Regions from separate parts of the Homo sapiens genome. Here region 2 is linked to region 1. The links are chromatin loops, found by intact Hi-C in ENCODE. Cell type or tissue: gastrocnemius medialis. All regions are shown on one strand. Region 1 overlaps RALGDS (ral guanine nucleotide dissociation stimulator). Region 2 overlaps GTF3C5 (general transcription factor IIIC subunit 5).

Region 1 (2,500 bases):
GTTTTTTTATTTGTTTAGAGAAGGAGTCTCGCTCTGTCTCCCAGGCTGGAGTGCAATGGCGTGATCTCGGCTCACTGCAATCCCCACCTCCTGGGTTCAAGGGATTCTCCTGCCTCAGCTTCCCAAGTAGCTGGGATTATAGGTGTGCACCACCAACCCAGGTAATTTTTGTATTTTTTAGTAGAGATGGGGTTTCACTGTGTTGGCCAGGCTGGTCTTAAACTCCTGACCTCAAGTGATCCACCTGCCTTGGCCTTCCAAAATGCTGGGATTACAGGCGTGAGCCACCGCACCATGCAGCAGGCGGAGTTCTCATCCGCACTTTCCAGAGGGGGAGGCAGGCTCAGGAAGGCCAGGCCACCGGCCCAGGACCCCACACTAGTGAGTATTGATACAGGGTCAGCCCTGGAACCCGACCACACTGGCAGCACCCCAGGTCAGGGTGCCTGAGGGCTGAGGGGATAGGGCCTTGCTGACCCTGTCCTCTACCCTGGCAGGAGGGCACCTCCAAGTTTGCCACCCTGGAGATGAACCCCAAGAGAGCCCAGAAACGGCCGAAGGAGACGGTGAGAGTGCCCAAGGCCGCGGAGGGGCAGGGGGCTGGCCTGGGGGTAGGGAGGAGGGCCCTTTCCTCTCTAGCCACGGTGCCTATGGGCCCCATTAGAGGTAGCCTCCTCTGGACCCTAGCAGAGCCACACCTGGATCAGCTGGTATCTGGGAAGACCAGCTGCAGCCACGAAAGGACAGGCCTGGCAGAGCCGGCTCAGGCGGGTGTGGGGCTGGGGAGGGCCAGGGGCCACACGACTTGGGAACCTGGCATTTCCCAGATGCCAGCCAGGGAGATGGCTAGAGGGAGTCTGGGGTCCAGGGAGACAGTGGGCCCCAGGAGGCCCCCAGAGGTCCCCCAGCTGTTCCAAGTGAGACCAGTTGGGGCTGGGGGCTGAGAAAGCCTTCAGGGGAGGGGCCTTGCTCATCCTCCTACCCCAATGTCACAGGGCATCATCCAGGGCACCGTTCCCTACCTGGGCACGTTCCTCACCGACCTGGTGATGCTGGACACTGCCATGAAGGACTATCTGTATGTGAGTGTGCCGGGCGGGGCTGGAGTAGGGCCCGGGAGGAGAGACCTTCCCTGAGCCCTGGGGGCTGGGCTGCCACACCTGTCCCAGCAATGAGTAAACAGCTCAGTGCCCTGCTGGTGACACCCCAGGGCTGCCCAAACACAGAGCTGCAGCAGGGTTTGGCTGAGTGGGACACAGCCCATCCCTCAGGCAGTGACCCTGAGCACAGAGGGAAGCCAGGCCCTCAGCGGTCAGGCGGCACGTGGTGGCTGAGCAGGGCCTTCTCACCCAAGGCCTCAGTCCATTGTCCTCCGAGAGTGCTGGACAAGAAGTCCCCAAGCCTCTGCCCGCATGTCCCCTTGCCCTGGTGCCCAGCACCGGCTTCAATCCAGGGGTGTGCGTGCCCTGCCCCCTGGTGGGCACTCTTGATAGTGCAGCATGAGGTGGGGAGACTGTAATGGTCAAGGGGTCACTTTCTGACGGCCATTGGGTGTCCACCTTCCAGGGCAGACTCATCAACTTTGAGAAGAGGAGGAAGGTAAGCAGCTGCAGGCAGCCCTGACTTGGGGAGGGGTGGAAAACAGACCCACCAGGGTAGGACATTTCAACTCCTACCCTCTCCTTAGATTCATGGGACATGGGACATTTGGACACAGAGAGAAGGGGGTCCCCTCCCACTGGAGGGTGAGGGTAGGAGGTTATAATCCAGGACCACCTCCTGGGGAGTGGCTGAGCCCAACTTTGAGAACAGGAAGGCCTGGATGGGAGTAGAGGGGAGGAAGGGACCCCAAGAACAAAGACCCAGAGACTGGCCCCTGTGCTGCCCGGGGGGCCTTGTCACCGCCCTGTGCTTCCCTCTGGCCCCAGGAGTTCGAGGTGATCGCCCAGATCAAGCTGCTGCAGTCGGCCTGCAACAACTACAGCATCGCGCCAGATGAGCAATTTGGGGCCTGGTTCCGGGCCGTGGAGCGGCTCAGCGAGACTGAGAGGTGAGGCCGGGGCAGCAAATGGGGACAGTGGGGGCAGGCTGTCCTAGGGGGCCAGCTCCAGAGGGCCAGCAGCTATGACCCATGGTCAGCCTCAGCCCCTGTTGCCTGAGGATGGCCGGGGCACCCCGACTCCAGCTTCTGGGCAGGTGCTGGGGGAAGGCCGGAGCATGGCCCCTGGTTGTCACACCACTGCCCCTCTGCTCATAGCTACAACCTGTCGTGCGAGCTGGAGCCCCCATCCGAGTCAGCCAGCAACACCCTCAGGACCAAGAAGAACACAGCCATTGTCAAGCGCTGGAGCGAGTAAGGGCCTGGCCAAGGGTGGTAGGGGCAGCTGCCTTGGGGCTCAGAAGCTTCAGGGCTGAGCCTGGGCTCAGGGAGTCAGGGAGGCTGGCCCTGGAATCCTACCCTGCTGCTGACTGGCCCTGAGACTGGGATGAGTCCCCTCAC
Region 2 (2,500 bases), 62 kb after region 1:
GAAGATTGGGCAGCAATGAACCTGCAGTCTCTGGGGAACTGTTGGCTGGAGGGAAGAAAGGCTGCCTCCTGGATGGGGCCTGTGCCCTGCTGTGTCCCCACAGCCCCTGGGCATATCCTGGCCCCCTCCACTGGTGCAGATGACCCACACAGCTCCTGCAGGCAGCTAGGATGGCCAGCCCTGAAATAACCAGACATTGCAAGAGCAGATTTCAGTTACCCTGAAATTTGTAAATGGTGGAGATGATGCCAAGGATCTCCATGTCAAATGTGACCTCGGAGTGGGCCTCAGTGCCCAGCACCCCTTTCTGCCGCCTCGTTCTCTTCCTGATGCGGAGCAGCAGGCTGCTGGTACTGAAGCGGTTGGCGCACACTGGGTGGCAGTATGGGTCCTTGGGCCGGAAGTACAGCTCCAGCCTCTTGGTGGGGTCTGCGTAGATCTGTGGCAAGGCCAAAGGAGACAGAGTGAAGCAATGACAAGCCAAGCAGCCAGTGGGGAGCTGCTCCTCTCTCAATAAAAGCCTGACGGTGATCCAGGAAAGGCCAGGAGGCTCATGTTTCATTCTGGGCCCTTAATTCCCAAAAGGCCCATTTTTTAAACCCATGTATCTTAGTTTTTATCTGGTGGAAAAAATGAGAATCGTCTCCTTCCTTCTAAGTAAATGCCATCATCCATCAAGTGCCTGCTCGGTGTGGGGCATTAGTTGGTCCTTCTGGCAACACTTGAGGGGAGATACTATCACCCTTATCTTTGTAGGGACCAGCCCCACAGGGTCGGTGGGTTTTTCTCCCTGTGTGTGGAGACGAGACTGCAGAAATAAAGACACAAGACAAAGACATAAAAGAAAAGACAGCTGGGCCCGGGGGACCACTACCACCAAAATGCGGGGACCGGTAGTGGCCCCAAATGTCTGGCTGCACTGTTATTTACTGGATACAAAGCAAAAGGGGCAGGGTAAAGAGTGTGAGTCATCTCCAATGATAGGTAAGGTCACGTGGGTTATGTGTCCACTGGACAGGGGGCCCTTACCTGCCTGGCAGCCGAGGCAGACAGAGAGGGAGAGAGAGAGACAGCTTATGCCATTACTTCTGCATATCAGAGACTTTTAGTACTTTCACTAATTTACTACTGCTATCTAAAAGGCAGAGCCAGGCGTACAGGACGGAACATGAAGGTGGACTAGGAGCGTGACCACTGAAGCACAGCATCACAGGGAGACAGTCCCCCGGATAACTGCGGGCAGGTCTGACTGATGTCAGGCCCTCCACAAGAGGTGGAGGAGTAGAGTCTTCTCCAAACTCCCCCAGGGAAAGGGAGACTCCCTTTGCAGGTCTGCTAAGTAGCGGGTGTTTTTCCTTGACACTGATGCTACCGCTAGACCATGGTCCGCTTGGCAAGAGGCGTCTTCCCAGACACTGGCGTTACTGCTAGACCAAGGAGCCCTCTGGTGGCCCAGTCTGGGCATAACAGAAGGCTCGCACTCTTGTCTTCTGGTCACTTCTCACCATGTCCCCTCAGCTCCTATCTCTGTATGACCTGGTTTTTCTTAGGTTATGATTATAGAGCGAGGATTATTATAATATTGGAATAAAGAGTAATTCCTACAAACTAATGATTAATGATATTCATATATAATCATGTCTATGATCTAGATCTAGTATAACTTGTTGTTTTATGTATTTTATTATACTGGAACAGCTCATGCCCTCGGTCTCTTGCCTCAGCACCTGGGTGGCTTGCCACCCACAATCTTGGAGGTAACTCAGGCTTGGTGCGGGGTGGAGTGGCTTGTCTAGGGTTACCTACTCTAACAACTACCCACCATAAAGGGTCTTGGTATTTAGTCTCATATGCAAATGTTTCGAGGTCCAAATGAGATTAAATCAATCAGTAACAACCATTTGGGCTCTGACTTGCTGTTACCTCTAGCTTTCCAAGCACATGAAACTGAATACCAACACTCTTTTTGGTCCCTCTCCTTAAAAACCCCAAGAATAGCATCTATGTCATACGACTGTTATGATTAAATATCTATAAAGCACAGCTCCTGGTGCCTAACTCATGGTAGACATTCAATATGTGCCACGTACATATGAATGAATACTTGCCCAATGCTGGGTCACAACGAGCACTGGATGTGTGCATATGAAAGCACCAACAACGTGAACTGGGACAAGGTCACCTACGTGCTAGTGAGCTGGTTCCCAACACCCAGGACAGGGTCTGTCCCTTAGGAAGTGATCAGGAACTATCTCGGGAGAGAATGAAGAAGACTTGGTTCTCAGGAATCTCCTCCTCATAAAACACACACCTCTGAGTCCCGATGGGGCGGGAATGAACCCAAACGTAGGCCTGGCACAGGGGAGGTGCTCAAGAAACATGAGAAGAGTGAATGAGTAAGGAAGGTCCCTTCCCAAAGTGCTCACACTGTAATAATCCCTGAGGTTAGCGAGAGTAAGGATTCTGTCAAAGCCATAAATCAAGAGAATAATATAAAAGA

The links. A loop is a pair of places that touch in the nucleus more often than their neighbours do. Peaks named below come from ENCODE experiments on the same cell type or tissue, not always from the same donor. Only the 100,000 strongest peaks of a DNase experiment are listed, where the experiment ranks them.
Region 2: it touches region 1 in a loop (3.0-fold over the local background); 27 of 110 quality-filtered maps call a loop at or near these places.

The regions. Positions count from the first base shown.
Region 1 is chr9:133,102,329-133,104,828 of GRCh38, reverse strand. It overlaps RALGDS (ral guanine nucleotide dissociation stimulator), which reads left to right. Exons shown (of 18, transcript NM_006266.4): 10 at 498-566; 11 at 996-1,082; 12 at 1,567-1,599; 13 at 1,929-2,050; 14 at 2,258-2,353. Among named protein-coding and RNA genes, the nearest start is that of RALGDS, 18 kb to the left of the region's middle. RefSeq lists an enhancer at 2,428-2,500. In gastrocnemius medialis, CTCF peaks have their summits at 1,265 and 1,475 (motif pointing left); DNase peaks (open chromatin) are centred at 458, 1,088 and 1,418; H3K27ac peaks cover 1,528 bases.
Region 2 is chr9:133,040,026-133,042,525 of GRCh38, reverse strand. GTF3C5 (general transcription factor IIIC subunit 5) reads right to left here. Exons shown (of 11, transcript NM_012087.4): 2 at 220-439. Among named protein-coding and RNA genes, the nearest start is that of GTF3C5, 10 kb to the right of the region's middle. In gastrocnemius medialis, a CTCF peak has its summit at 1,460 (motif pointing left); a DNase peak (open chromatin) is centred at 1,425; H3K27ac peaks cover 763 bases.